Linked DNA regions of Homo sapiens: region 1 is linked to region 2. A link is an interaction called in ENCODE POLR2A ChIA-PET data of the cell type or tissue named here. Cell type or tissue: HepG2. All regions are shown on one strand.

Evidence for each region. ChIA-PET counts read pairs that join two places held together with the same protein. Peaks named below come from ENCODE experiments on the same cell type or tissue, not always from the same donor. Only the 100,000 strongest peaks of a DNase experiment are listed, where the experiment ranks them.
Region 1: POLR2A ChIA-PET joins it to region 2 with 12 read pairs; 2 of 35 experiments call an interaction of 5 or more read pairs at or near these places.

The regions. Positions count from the first base shown.
Region 1 is chr9:123,461,141-123,469,140 of GRCh38, reverse strand. All of the region lies in intron 13 of DENND1A (DENN domain containing 1A), which reads left to right. Among named protein-coding and RNA genes, the nearest start is that of MIR7150, 20 kb to the left of the region's middle. In HepG2, no CTCF peak of the experiment used is centred here; DNase peaks (open chromatin) are centred at 1,420, 1,940 and 3,660.
Region 2 is chr9:123,248,930-123,256,929 of GRCh38, reverse strand. All of the region lies in intron 1 of STRBP (spermatid perinuclear RNA binding protein), which reads left to right. Among named protein-coding and RNA genes, the nearest start is that of STRBP, 16 kb to the left of the region's middle. In HepG2, no CTCF peak of the experiment used is centred here; no DNase peak of the experiment used is centred here.

The DNA of each region.
Region 1 (8,000 bases), 210 kb before region 2:
TGGCATGTCCCCACCCAGCCCAGCCAGAGTCATCTGACTATAGCCATGCAGTGACCCACCTTCCCAAGTCCACCTGATGGTCCTGGGATCCCTGGTAACCCAGGCCCTCTGAGGGCAGGGAAGGAGTGTGTGTGGGCTCAGGGGTCATTAGACCATGAGCCCTGGGACCTTAGGCAATGTGCTTCACCTGTATGGGCATCCCTTCCTTATCCATGAAGTGGAAATCATTTCAGAAGATCTCCCTTCTGGCGAGGATTTGGTGAGTGAAGGATGCAGGTCATCTGGTCCCAAACAGGAGCTCAGCAGACCTTGGCTGCCTTCTCCTCACACTCACGCCAGTGTCTGGCTAACCTGAAGTCATTGTCATCTAAGCCTGCTGTCCCCACTCTCTCAGCTTTCTGGTAAACAAGGTCTTGGCATTCTTTAGGCCAGACACCACACTAGCTTTTTCCATGTTGGCCGGGACCTCACCCTGGCTCCTTGGCAGCTGCCACAGCTGACCCTGTAAGAAGAAGCCGTCAGACCAGCACAGCGTTCTCCTCCCAGCTCTGGGAGGGATGCTGAGGCCCCAGCAGGGAATTTGGAGGCATTTAAACAAAATGCAACTGAGATGGGACTGCTGGTGAGAAATAGGGCCAAATTCCCCAGCTTGCTTTATTCTTAAGTTTTTAAAAAGGACTGTCAAGTGGGTCCAGGCTCTGTGCTGGTCACTTTCACCTGTACCAGGGGTTGTCCGCCTTAGCTGCACTGGAGTCAGTTGGGGAATTTCAAAATCTGTGACTCTGGCATTGGGGATTAAAATAACCCAGGTAATTCTGGTGAATAGCCAAGGATGAGATCTGTGAACCTCCACCATCTCATTCATCCCTGCTTAATCCCCCAGCAGTCCCCGGAGGCAGGTAGCTCTACCCACATTACATGTGACAAGAATGAGGATCTAAGAGGTGTAGTCACTTCCCCAGGGTGGCACCAAGAGCAGCAAGGAGCAGAGCTGAGAGTGGAACCCCCCAATCTGCCACTTCTCAGAGTGACCATGAATCAGAGCCTGCCTTCTAGGAACTTGCAGTGTGCTGGGGACAGTCCACCTGGGTACAGGTGGTGGTTGGTGGAGACATTTAGTGGGAAATGAGGTCCTCTTCATCTGAATGATTCAAGTAAGGTTTCCCCAAGGAAGTACCATGAAGAAGGCAGCCAGGAGTGAGAGTGCACAAAATGCTCAGGGTGTGGTGGACAGCCCAGAACCTCTGCAGGAGGAGATGTGTGTGTGAGTGAGGTGGACAGGGTGTCATAAGCAAGAAAGGCAGCTGGAGAAGGTCACTTAGAGCCTTGAGTGTCATGCTCAGGAACCAGGCTGGCCCCACCTGCATGGACCTGTGCAGTCACACAGGGCCCCAGGCTTGGCTTAATGCTCTGCTGTCACCGTCCTGAAATTCCTAACATTTTTACCTTTGAACTGGTGTGGGGATGTTTTGTTTGTTTTGTTTCAAGACGGAGTTTCTCTCTTGTTGCCCACGCTGGAGTGCAGTGGCGCGATCTCGGCTCACTGCAACCTCTGCCTTCTGATTTCAAGCGATTCTCCTGCCTCAGCCTCCTGAGTAGCTGGGATTACAGGCGCCCGCCAATATGCCTGGCTAATTTTTTGTATTTTTAGTAGAGATGGGGCTTCACCATGTTGGCCAGGATGGTCTCCATCTCTTGACCTCGTGAGCCACCCACCTCAGCCTCCCAAAGTGCTGGGATTACAGGCGTGAGCCACCACACCAGGCCTGAACTGGTGTTTTATAAATGGGACAGTAGAGTAAGGACATTGGCAAAGGAGACACGCACAGAACATGTGTCTCCATGGGGCCTCGCCATCCCAACCCCATACAATTTTCTAGTGCCTGCAGCACCAAATTCCAGTGGACCCAGGATGTGGGGACATTCAGCAGGACTCTACGTGCTCACAAAGTAAACATGTCCATGTCTGACAGCCCCAAGAGGCCACACTTTCCATTAGAACCAGAACTTGCTTCAAATACAGAAAGAAGGCAATAATGTTTTTTTGTTTTGTTTTGTTTTGTTTTGTTTTTGTTTTTTTGGGTTTTTTTCCTGAGACGTCTTGCTCTGTCACCCAGGCTGAAGTGCAGTGGTGTGATCACGGCTCACTGCAGGCTTGACGCCCTGGGCTCGAGACTTCTTCCTGCCTCAGCGTCCTGAGTAGCTGGCATGACAGACTTGAGCCACTAGCCAAGCCCGGCTAGTTTTTTTTTTTTTTTTAAGAGATGGGGTCTAGACGGGGTCTCTCTGTGTTGCCCAGGCTGGTCTCAAACTCCTGGGCTCAAGAGATCCTCCCCACTCAGCCTGTGATGTTCTAAGAAACATGAATGACCAAGGAAACCTATCATATTTCTTATTTATGTTACTTTGTACTTAGCCAACCATTTATCCTGAAAATGATGACATAGAAGGAAAGGCAAAGATAAAACAACCATGGTTCCTTTACCTTTCTCATCAGTAAGCTGGAGATAGATAGAGAATGTGCAGATAGCAAGAAGTGAAATAGGCCAGGTGCAGTGGCTCACGCCTGTCATCCCAGCACTTTGGGAGGCCGAGGCAGGTGGATCACTTGAGGTCAGTTTGAGACCAGCCTGACCAACATGGTGAAAACCTATCTCTATGAAAAATGCAAAAATTAGCTGGGTGTGGTGGCAGGTGCCTGTAATCCCAGCTACTCAGGAGGCTGAGGCAGGATAATCACTTGAACCCAGGAGGCAGAGGTTGCAGTGAGCAGAGATCACATCGCTGCTCTCTTGCCTGGGAGAAAGAGGTAGACTCTGTCTCAAAAAAAATAAATAAATAAAAAGGCAGGCACGGTGGCTCATGCTTGTAATCCCAGCATTTTGGGAGGCTGAGGCAAGAGGATCATGAGGTTAGGAGATGGAGACCATCCTGGCTAACATGGTGAAACCTCACCTCTACTGAAAATACAAAAATTAGCCGGGTGTGGTGGCTGGCGCCTGTAGTCCCAGCTACTCAGGAGGCTGAGGCAGGAGAATGGTGTGAACCTGAGGTGGAGCTTGTAGTGAGCCGAGATCGCGCCACTGCACTCCAGCCTGGGTGACAGAGCGAGACTCCATCTCTAAAAAAATTAAAAAAGAAAAAAAGAAATAAAAACAATGGCGTTAGTTTTGTGCAGTGTTTCCACTGTCTGATGAGAACAAAATACAAATGTATAAATGCATGTACAAGCTATAAAATACAATTGTACATATGAGTTAGCATTTAAAACTGGCATTGCACAAGGCCAAGCTAAATGACAAAGTTCATGCCAATATAATTTACATTTTTATTTTTTCTTATAATGACATTAAATAGTACATTTAAAAGCATCATGATAGGTCTAAAAAGACACCATAAAAGAAAAAAGGTTTATATTTTAGTTCGGCACTTCTATATTTTAACAGCACTTTTTTCCTGCATATTTATTTTATATTTGGTCTTGCATATTATGTTGCCAGCCCTGGTAAGACCCAATCTCCACCCTCAGGGGAAACAGTTATTTGTTGAAAGTCTATTGTGAAAGAATCTATTTGTTTATCATCTGTTTTACTCTTCAAAGCAACCCTGTGAGGTAGGTTGGCATTGTATAATTGTCACAGACGAGGAGGGACAAGTTAGTCACCTAAGAGCACATAGCTAGTACAGTCAGGGTCAAGGTTCAAATGCAGGTCTTTCCACCCAAGCCACATTCTCACTCCACCATGTTGTGTCATCTAAATTGATCAAATAGAAACAGAGTTTTAAGTTTCCATACAGATGCCTCTACCAAAAAAAAAAAAAAAAAAAAAAATCAAAGACAAAAACCAGCCCTCTGGTGTGCTAGCTGTCACACTGTACTGTTGTTATTTGCTCCCTGAACTAGACAGGATTCTTTGATACAGGAGCTTTTCTTTTTAATGTTTTTTTTTTCTTTTTTTTGAGACGTAGTCTTGCTCTGTTGCCCAGGCTGGAGTGCAGTGCCACAATGTTGGCTCACTGCAACCTCCACCTCCCGGGTTCAAGCGATTCTCCTGCCTCAGCCTCTCGAGTAGCTGGCTGAGTAGCTGGGACTACAGGTTTGCACCACCACGCCTGGCTAATTTTTTTTTTTTTTTTTTTTTTTTTGTATTTTTAGTAGAAATGGGTTTTTGTCATGTTGGCCAGGCTGGTCTCAAACTCCTGACCTCAGACAATTCGCCTGCCTCGGCCTCCCACAGTGCTGGGATTACAGGCATGAGCCATTGTGCCCGGCCTTTTTAACTTTTTATTATGGAAAATTTCAAACTTATACAAAGTCAGTGAACCCATCTCCCAGCTTCCACTGCTATAAATATTCCATTATTCTATTTTTTAAGTTAAAAAAAAAGTTTTAATTAAAAATTTTGATTGTCCTTAAATATACATAAAATTTGCCATCTTAACTATTTTTAAGTGCACAGTTTAGTGGCATTAAGTATATTCACATTGTTCCATCTCCAGAAGTTTTTTTGTCTGGCGAAACCGAAACTCAGTACCCATTAAAAAACTCACCCTTCCCCCTGCCCCAGCTACTGGCAAGCACCATTCTTTCTGTCTCTGTGAGTTTGACTACCCTAGGTACCTCATACAAGTGGAACCATGCAGCGTTGATCTATTTGCGACTGGCTTATTTCACTTCACGTAATGTCTTCAAGATTCCTTTATGTTACAGCATGTATCAGATCTCTTACTTTTTAGGGCTGAATAATATTCCCTTGTGTGTATATGCCACACTTTGTTTATCCGCTCCTCCACAGATGAACCCTTGGGTTGCTTCCATCTTTTGGCTGATGTGAGTAGAGCTGCTATGAACATAATGTTCTGCCATTCTTACATTATCTATATTTTCATCCACTTCTCATCCCTCATTTAGTTATTACTGTTTGTACCAACTCTATTTTATTCGTGTTTGCATTCCCCTAACACAGAGCCTAGACCATAGTAAGTGCTTTAAAAATGTTTGGGTGTGTGGATGGATCTTCCAAAAGTATGTGTTTTCTTAATTTTAATTTGTATTTTATTGTTTTTAAGTTATGGGGTACATGTGCAAGATGTACAGGTTTATTACACAGGTAAACATGTGCCATGGTGGTTTGCTATACCTATCAACCCATCACCTAGGTATGAAGCCCAGCAGGCATCAGCTCTTTTTATTATTATTTGTTTTTTTATTTTTAATTTTTTTTTTTTTTTGAGCTGGAGTCTCGCTCTGTCTCCCAGGCTGGAGTGCAATGGTGTGATCTGGGCTCACTGCAACCTCTGCCTCCCGAGTTCAAGTGATTCTCCTGCCTCAGCCTCCCAAGTATTTGGGATTACAGGCACCTGCCATTATGCCTGGCTAATTTTTGTATTTTTGTAGAGATGGGGTTTCACCATGTTGGCCAGGCTGGTCTTGAACTCCTGACATCAGTTGATCCGCCCACCTCAGCCTCCCAAAGTGCCAGGATTACAGGCGTGAACCACTACTCCTGGCCGACATTAACTCTTTTAAATGTTAAGCAAGGTCCATAAAGAGGTCTGAGATTCTTTCCATTTCTCATAAGAATCTCATAAATGTGCACATAGAATTTTGATAAAAATTAAATCAGTAAAAGAAGAATGTAATACTCTATGGGTCTTCAGAACAAGGAAACTTGCTGAAAAATCTGATGAGAGATTTTATTTTTATGCCAATAAAAATATCAGCAATGCTGTGGATAGAGTCATTTATTTCTGGAAGTATCAAAAACCTTTGAAATCACCAATTTTACCTGTTAACAAGGATTCAACTTATTAATGATAGTGTTTCCGATGGATTCCATATGTCAAGAAGATAATCCAGGAGTAAAACTTGTCTTTTTGTAACAAAGTTCTCGACAGGGTTAAGCAGCTGTGTTTTACTGTCCTTCAGGTCATACTTGGAAAACTCTGCTAATGTGATCTAAGCTTGAACACTCACGGCCTGAATTCCCTGAATTAACACTGCTATCAGCCAGTAGCCCCAGCACCTAGAATGTCACCTAAGAAGACAAAGGGCTTAATCAGCCTCGTAGAACTAAATCAGCACTTCAGGGGAGAATAATGAGACACCTTGCCTTACTCTTCTCCATGCACAATGGAGTGGGGGCCGCCATTTTTACTTGCAGGACGCAGGTGGACGAGCTGGTGGGAGTGGCTTGGCACCTCACCTTGGGCCTGTGGCAGAAAGAGCCTTGACAGCGGTTTGTTTACTCCCAGGAGCTGTTTGTCACTGAAGGGCTGGTGCTTTGTGTGCAGGAGAACCTAAAGGGTTCCAATTTTATTTTTTTTGTTGTTTTTATTTTTTGAGATGGAGTTTCACTCTTGTTGCCCAGGCTGGAGTGCAATGGTGTGATCTTGGCTGACTGCAACCTCCGCCTCCCGGGTTCAAGTGATTCTCCTGCCTCAGCCTCCCAAGTAGCTGGGGTTACAGGCGTGCGCCAACACGCCCAGCTAATTTTTGTATTTTTAGTAGAGACAGGGTTTCACCATGTTGATCAAGCTGGTCTCGAACTCCTGACCACAGGTGATCCGCCCACCTCAGCCTCCCAAATTGCTGAGATTACAGACGTGAGCCACCGTGCCTGGCCAGGGTTCCAATTTTAAAGAGAACTCTCCTGTCCAGGGAGGTCTCAGGGCAAGCATTTAGGACTGAGGCTGCAGGGAGAAGCCAGGCCTGCAGTAGACCACATGCATGCTGCACACCTGGGTTTGGGAAGCCACCAGCTGTTAACCCTGACTCTGCAATGTCTGAATCCTGTCACCTGGGCAGATGTCTTTACCTCAGTTATTCCTCTGTAAAATTTGAGTGTAATTTCGACTTCATGAAAGTTTCCAGAATGTTAAAAAGAGTTGTGAAGTGCGTAGCACTGTGCCTCACAGAGAGTTAAACTATGATTATTGCCTTTGTCTTACAAGGTGAGTTGCTCCAGGGAAAAGAGCCCTCTGTGCCTGGTGCCATTCAGACCTTTATGCATGGTTCTGGGTGACAACGTCACTGCCTTGCAGCAGGATTAAGATAGAAGAGTTGGGCCCTGAACAGACAGGATTTGCTCACCTAAGTCCTATTCACCCTTCCAGGCGCAGCCGAAGTGTCCACTTATCATGTTTTCTGACCTGCCGCCCTGGAGAATTTGCCGTTTCCTCTTTGGACTCCTGTGGACACTTTACCCCCCACCCCACCCCACCCTGGTAACACTACACCATGTGATAGACTTTCTTCCCATGTCTAATTCACACATCTGATGCTGTTCTTTAAGCTCTTTTCAGAAAAAGCCCCTTGTCACATTTCCCCTGACTCTTTCCCTTCCATGCCCATGTCCTGTTGCATTTTTAGGGCGCAGACATCTTGTCCGGGGGATATCACCTCCCGTGAGCACACAACAGGCCCAAAATGTTTATGTCTCCCCAAAGGCGAGATTCTTTCTGCTCTCCTGCAGCTAAATTCTGCCTCAGACTACCTCATCTACGAATCTGGTTGCAAACTCTCTTGAATGTATCGGGCCCTCAGCAGACTTCTTCCTGGCAACCCTGAGCCAAAGCTCCAGGAGTGACTGCCAGCCACTTCAGTGAGCATTTCCTTGGAGCAGCTCAACTCCCTGTGCATGGGTGCCACTTGCCTGGCATCGAGCTCTGAGACCTCTTTACCATCAGGCCAAACAGTGTCAGAGACACACTGAGACCACACAAGGCTCCTGTGGCTGGAAGCAGGGTTCAACTCATTTCGTGGTTCTTTAACCAGCATCCCTGAGCTTCTGATTAGGGGCTGGGCTCTTCCTGGGGCGTACAGAGATGAGTTCAGCCTCTGGCCCCTTGAGCTCCTGGTGAGAGGGGATACCAGTGAAGACTATCCCAGCACCCAGGAGTGCACACGGCACTGGGATGAGTGACTGCCACTCAGAGGCCTGCATGTGTCAGGAGGACAGTCCAGGCAGAAGGAATAGAACTGGCAAAAGCAATGAAGA
Region 2 (8,000 bases):
ATTATAATGTTGACCAAAAAAAAAAAAAAAAGATTCCTGGCTGGAGCCACTGTCTACATGGAGTTTTCACGTTCTCCCCATGTCTGTGTGGGTTTTCTCTGGGTGCTCTGGTTTCCTCCATATCTGAAGGATGCGCAGTTTAGGTTAATTGGTCTGTCTAAATGGTCCCAGGATGAGTGAGTGAGGGTGTGTGTGTGAGTGTGCGCTGTGACGGAATGGTGTTCTGTCTAGGATTGGTGCCCACCTTGTGCCCTGAGTTGTTGGGATAGGCTCTGGCCATCTGCATTCTTGAACTGGAATAATTAAGTAGTCATCTTGTTTTTTGTTAACTTTTCTTACATATATATATAGCTCACATTTATTTCAGTGTTTAATATTACAAGCGTTTTGGTTTTTATTTAGAAGTTTGGTGATGTTTTTGTGACAAGAAGAACTTAACCGTTGTATATATCAATTAGCCTCTGATAAATTGGTTTTATTATATGTTATTTCCTCTAACGTCGCAGTTTCCAAGAACCTATCAAGTACATTAAATGACAACTTACTGTACACTGATTAAAATGCTATTGTAATAATTTGGGGGGAAAGCAATAAAGGTAGTGGAAATAGGTATAGGTAGTGGAAGTAGGTATATATATAATCTCAGCATTTTGGGACACCAAGGCGGAGGATCAGTTGAGCTCAGGAGTTCGAGACCAACCTGGACAACATAATGAGACCACATCTTTATAGAAACAAAGTAGCTGGGTGTGGTGGTGCTTGCCTGTAGTCTCAGTTACTTGGGAGCCTGAGGTTGGAGGATTGCTTGAACCCAAGAGGTTAAAGCCGTAGTGAGCTATGATCATGCCACTGCACTCCACTCTAGGCAACAGAGCAAGACTAGCAAAAAAAAAAAAAAAAAAAAAAAAAAAGAAAGAAAGGATGTCTTGGAACTGTTGCAACTTGGTAACTACTGAATGTGAGGGCTGAGCAACAAGCCTGACAACTACAGGGTTTCAAGCCTACTTGATTGGCAGCCTGGGGTTCCCTCAGTATAAGCAGGGAGCCCAAGAGAAGTGAGATCAGGAGGAAAATTTGTTTGGTTTTGGTATAACGTTTGCAGGTGTGATGGTTATATACAGGTGATGATGATTCTGATAAAAAGAAAATTAGTATTCTCTTTAGAAAGGATGTGCATCTGTTGCTTTCGTGCCTTCATTTTGATATAGCTAACTCCCAGAAAGAGAAGTAAGACTCAGTTGCTGGATCTATTGCTGGCATCAGAATCTAGATAATTGATTTGGAAAACTTTGACACAGTACCTGAATTTTTCTTTTCATCTGTAAGTAGCTCAACCCTTTTCACTAAGTTTGTTAGATAAGTTGCTCTGGTTGTAAAAACACTATGTATTCTCAGTAGCTTGATACAACTTACAGGTTATCCTTTGAAATCTCCTTTACTGCTGCTTCATTGGTTATGGATATCTAAGTAGTGCCTTTCTTACGTCTTTGAAGAAAACAGATGAGCAGTTGAGTGTTCCCAACTAGTAACCTTGATCACCTTGAGATGAAGGCAGTGTTTATTTGAATTAAAAGGTTTGCATGCTTTTGCCATACCATACTCCTGTTTTTCCCCTTAGGACATAGAGCCACATTGGAAGAGGACAAGCCTTTTAACCTAATTAGTGGTAGTTAAGATGTTAGTTGCCAAAACATTTCTTTAACAGCCTACATTTAACAAAATACCAGAAGATATCAGAGGATGTAGCTTTCTATGCCAGGCAGATTCAAGAACAACAGTGTAAGGTTCTTTTAGATTTATAGCATTTTCAGAGCCCTGTAGCAGGAGGTGTTTTTAACCCAAAGATGATAGACAAAAAAATTATTTGCAAAATGATATTGATAATTGTGTACACTTTTTATTTATAGGCTAATGATGTATGATATTTATATATTTAATGCATTTTTTAATAGTTGAAAAAAGACATGATGAGTTTGTTGAAAACTTGCAATTCACCGGCTACGTTTAGAAGGGTGACCTTGAGCTTATCACATTAGTCGTCTCTTTATTAAGTCTTTTTTCTTTGCCCTTAGATAATATTGTCAGTGAACATTATTTTGGCACTGTCATTATAGAGCCTTTTGTTTTCCATTAAATAGGAGTCAGTAGGACCCAACTGTCCTGAAATGAGAAAATTTTCCTATTTAGGATAATTTATATTTTTCACCTCACCGGAGGTGTGATGGCTTTTAGTTTTTCAGATTTGGAGTATATTGTAAATTTTTTTAAATCTTGGCAATTTTATTTCACATGATTGGTTTGCTAAGAATATAAAGTTTTACCCTTGTGAGAAACCTGCGAGATCCTTTTAGTCCTGCTTTGTTCCAGAGAGGTTAAGGCACTAGTTGAAAATCACACACCCAACTAGTGGCAGAGTTGGGGCAAGAGGTAGATTTCTTTTTTGTTCTTTCTTTTTTTTTTTTTTTTTTTTTTTGAGACGGAGTCTCACGTGATCAGGCTGGAGTGCAGTGGCGCGATCTGGGTTCACTGCAGGCTCCGCCTCCCGGGTTCATGCCATTCTTCTGCCTCAGCCTCCCGAGGAGCTGGGACTACAGGTGCCCGCCACCACGCCCGGCTAAGTTTTTGTGTTTTTAGTAGAGATGGGGTTTTACTGTGTTAGCCAGACTGGTCTCGATCTCCTGACTGGCAAGAGGTAGATTTCTTGCCCTTCAGTCTTGGGCTGCTTTCACCATGTCAGGCTGCTGTTTAGAAATGTGTACCAGGAAATCTTAAATGAACGTAGCTGAGTTGGTCACTAACCAGCTTAGTTGGTTGGTCATTATTGGGTGTTATTACACCTAATAATGTTCAATTGGAATAATTAAGATTTTTTCCCCCTCGTTCCTTCTGAAAACGTTTTTTTAAAAGGCTAACCATTTTAAACTGAACGATTCAGTTTAAATGAAACATTCACAATGTTGAGCAACCACCACTTTATGTAGTTCCAAAACATTTTCATCACTTCAAAATAAAACCCCTTACCCATTATGCAGTTTGAAAAGTTTTTAAGCAATTAGAATAAAAATCTTTGCTGTGACAAGTAAGGTCGACTAGGGCAAGTTTGTATTACAGGTCACTCCTAGTGCTTTGTTGCCTGCTTCCGATTTGCCAGTGAGAAACAGAGTATCCTTCTTATGCTATTTAATAGTGATATTACAAACAGCAGCAACATCAAAAAAGAATGTGTCAGGCACATAATGAATAATAATGCTGATAGCAGGCATGCGTTGTGCATATTATTGTTAATCTTCACACTAGCCTTTCAAAGTGGTTACTGTATTTCTGATGAGAAAATGAAGCCTTGTTCAGTAACTCTAGAATCACTTAGCTGATAAGTGGTCAATCTGGGATTCAAATCCATATCTATTTGGCTTGAAAAGTTGGGTGTTCTTGTCACTAAATTTGGGAATGAGCAGGCAAAAAGAAACACATGGAAGGAATCATCTCGTTTGAGGGATTCAGTACTCTCTTAGCAGTACAGTGTGTAAGGGAAGGGGATTTGAGTTTGTTAGTCCTGTTGGTGTTTGTTAGTTGCCACTTTATCCTGTCCCACTATGATTTGTATGCACAGGAGGAAAAACAAAATAGGAAATAATCTTTGGAACTCTTTATGGACATTATCATGAACAATTAGAAGAAATGGCAATGTAGCTTCTGACATTTGTTCTTAGAAATTATCTGTTTCTTTTTTTCTTCTCTTTTAATGAGTCTTTATATGATTTTATTTTAAATTCATAAATTGATTTGCTTGAGTGGTTTAGTCTGAGCAGTATTGGAACTTGATTGATTTCCCATTTTAAGATCCTTTTAAAAAGTGGTGATTCAATTCCAGTGAAGCATAACTCAAATTGTGTGTATTGAAGACTTTTGTAATTACATTTTTGCCCCTATTAAAAAACTTTATTTTAGCTTTTTTAAAGTTTGAAAGAACTTTTGGTAGGCCAGTTGTCAGTCATTCCTTTGAAAGCCCCTAGTAAGTCACCTCATAAACCTTGTCACTTTTCTACTGTGTTTTGGCCCGAATCATGTTACTTCCCTTCAGTAATAGGCCCTGGGGTAATATGTTAAAATATGCTGGCTTTGGGTAAAAAGGATGGTATCATGTAAAATACAGCTCTCTGGCTACTTTGGACAAAGAGATTTTTTTAAGGTTATGTGAGCATAACAAGAATATAAGGTATAGCAATAGCAGCCATCTACAAATGTCTTGAGTGTGTGTATTGATAGTTATCCAAAGAAGTATAGATTTTTGACAGTGACCTTGTGACTTTCGCTAATATCTAAATACTAGGTACTTCCATAAATGGATTTTAAGCTTTTAAAAACTTTTATTTAAAAGTTTTAAAATGCCCTTGTAGCTTGGCTCAAATATTACACATTGCTTTTCTGTTTTGACCTAGTGGTGACATTTCATTCTCTCTGAAACCAGCAGAAATGTACTGTGAAGAGTACAGGCTCTGGAGTTGGTCAGATTTGTTTTCAAGTCTTTGTCACTTACTAGCTGTAAGACCTTTCCTCTTTTAAAATGAATATCTTATGTTACAGCTCTGTAGCGTTAGAGGTGATGTCTCTAAAGGGCTCAGCACAGTATCTGGCACATAGTGAATTGTGTTCAAATGGTCCGTGTTATAGGAAGAAGTCTAAATTTTGATAGCCTAGCCAACATCACGGTGCAAATACAGGAAAACCTCATCTGTATACTGTCCTGCAATCAGCACGTTTCTTCTTGGATTTGTGTTTTGTTTGTGTGTTGAAGTGCCATGTGTCAGTTTTCACCATTTCCTGCAACTTTTCCTTTTTCTCAGAAATGCCTGGCAAATACCTTCATTGGGTATTGTATAATTGAGCTAAAAAAAAAAAAATAGATGGTGCTATGCAAGCTAATGATGAGGGATTTGCTCCCTTATAGCAATCCCTTTCAGTTAGGTATTCCTGTGTAGCATGTTAACAGGTGCTTACCACCCTTAGAGATGTCAGCTGGCCGAATGCCCAAGCTTATGCCAAAGAAGGGAGGGAGCTTTTGTTGTCTGGAATGAAAAGTATACAATGCCTACTAAATGCTTATAGTGTATTTCATGATGATTGTTAATGTTAAAGCATGAAAAGCTATATCTTAGCCTAATAATTTTACTCATTACTTCCCCATTATTTGCATTGTTTCTCTTGTTCTGTTTAGAAAGACATACAAAGGACTTTTACACTGTAACTGTAAGGTTGAGGTTGTGATGAATTGCAATCTAAGAATATTAGCTATGGAGGGGACTTTGGAGATCAGCTATACTAACCCTCTTATCTTGTACATGAAAAAGCTGGCTGAGAGAAGTTGTGACTCACTCAGGGACATAGAAAGTAAGTGACAGGTTTGATTTCCAATCCGGTATTATGAAGGTTACCTGGTAAAGTGGAGAGAGCACTGGACTTTGGAGTCACACAGGCCTGATTTTGAGTCCTGATTCCACCATGTATTAACTGTGTGACCTTTGGCAAGTAAATCTGAGTTAGTTTCCTGCTTTGTGTTACTTTGTGGGGTCTTGAGGGGTCTTGAAGATTATGGGATAATGTAAGTATAGCACAGAGCCTGACATTTGCGATGGGCTCAGTAAGTGCCGTCCGTTCTCTTGTACTATTTTTCTTCTCCTTCTCCTTCTTCTTCTTCTTTGAGAGAGGGAGAGAGAAAAGAAAGAAAGAAAAGAAAAGAAAAGAAGGAAAGAAAGAAAAAAGAAAAGAAAGAAACAGAGACAGAGAAAGAAACAGAGACAGACAGAGAGGTTCTCTCTCTCCACTGCCCAGGCTGGAGTGCAGTGGTACGATCATGGCTCACTGCAGCCTCGAACTCCTAGAGTTCAAGTGGTCTGCCTGCCTCAGCCTCACAAGTAGTTAGGATTACAGGATTACCAGACCTGGCTAATTAAAAAAAAATTTTTTGTTTTTTGTTTTTTTGTAGAAATGGGGTCTCGTTTTGTCACCCTGGTCTTGAACTCTTGGCTACAAGCCATCCTCCTGCTTCAGCCTCCCTAAGTGTTGGGATTATAGGTGTGAGCCACTGTAGCCAGCCCTGCTTTCCTTTAAAACAGATCATATAGCTAAGTGATTACTCGTTATGAAATGGGAATCAAAGAATGGTTGATGTTTTTGCCAAAGCCTTTTGCTGAAAATCTGTTGTTCATTGGAGGAGGATTGCTGATTGCAAAATGAGTGCAAAACATTTGTCAAGAGCTTAAGTGACCACTGCTCCAAGTTGTACAGTGTTGACATGGTTCATTCCTGAGAAATGGCTGCATTTCCCTAGTGAAATGGATAGAAAACCTAGCATTGGGAACACCAAATCAACCTACATATAGTTAGGCCAGCAGTTCTCAAAAAAAACTTTTTTTTTTAACTATAGACCCTTTTACAATCTTAAACATTATCGAGGACCCCAACGATCTCTTGTTTATGTGAGTTGTATCTGTTGATATTTATCGGAAATTATATCTGATAAAAATTTAAATATTTATTTAAAAATGCTAATAAACTATTATATGTTAACACAAGACAAAAGAAAATTAGTGAGAAGACTAGCATTGTTTTACATTTTTGTAATTCTCACTAATGCCTAACTTACTAGAAGACAGCTGGGTTCAGATAGCTGCTTCTGCATTGTCTGTTTTAATATTCTTGATGAAGTATATGAAGAAGAAAATCTGCCTTCACACAGATATGTAGCTGGAAAAGGGAGAAATATTTTAATAGCTTTTTCAGATAATTTTGGATATTCTTCTTTGATACTACACCAAAACTTGACAAATGGTAGTATCCTGATAGAATCTGAAACCAGATCAGTGAACATTTTGTGTCCTGTTACATTAAAATCCATTGGTCTTTGCATTTTGATTGGATCTTTTATCTATACATGGTTTTATAACATTATGCATTGGCCATTGGAAAATATTGATTCATTGAATTATCTTGATCTTCCAAATGTGACCTATTTCATGTTCCGTCTTCAACGTTATATAGCCTCTGGGAAACTCTGTACTCTGGAAAGAATGAGAGTGGAAAAGAAACATAGTGCCTTCATACTACTTGGAAAATAGTTTTGGCCATGCAGACCCCTGAAAAGGTCTTGAGGACCTCCAGGGGTTCCTAAACCACACTTGCAGAACTGCAAAGTTAGAAAAATTGGTAAGCTAAAAGGAGTGACTCGGTTGCTTTATATTTTTTTAATTAAAAATAATTTAAAAACAGATTTAAAAAATAATTTTTATTTTGAGACAGGGTCTTACTGTGCCACCCAGGCTGAAGTGCAGTGGTGCAATCATACCTCACTATAACCTTGAACTCCTGGGCTCAAGTGATCCTCCCACTCCAGCCTCCTTGGTGTCTGGGACTGCAGGCATGCACCATCATGCCCAGCTAGTTTTTTAATTTTTTTGTACAGATGGAGTCTTGCTATGTTGCCCTGGCTGGTCTCAAGCTCGGCTTCAAGTGATCCTCTTGCCTCAGCCTTCCAAAGCGTATTTTTATTTTTTTGAGACAGGGTCTCACTCTGTTGCCCAGGCTGGAGTGCAGTGGCATGATCACAGCTCACTGCAGCCTTGACCTCCTGGGCTCAAGTGATCCTCCCACCTCAGCCTCCCGAGTAGCTGGGACTACAGATGCACACCACCATGCCTGGCTAATTAAAAAAATTTGTGTGTGTGTGGAGATGGGGTCTCATTGTGACCTGCGGTTTCCAACTCCTGAGCTTAAGTGATCCTCCTGTCTCAGCCTCCCAAGGTGTTGGGATTACAGGTGAGAGCCATGTGGCTTGGCCTACAGCCTTAATAAGAGATAATCTGGAAATTACTATGAAATGGATTGCTACTTAAGCCTTAGTCTTAGAAACCATCTTATTCCTTGAAGTAAAGAGCTGCCAAATTTTGAAATGCAGCGAATAGGTCATTAAATATTTGAGTGCTTTTTATAGACAGAGCAGTGTA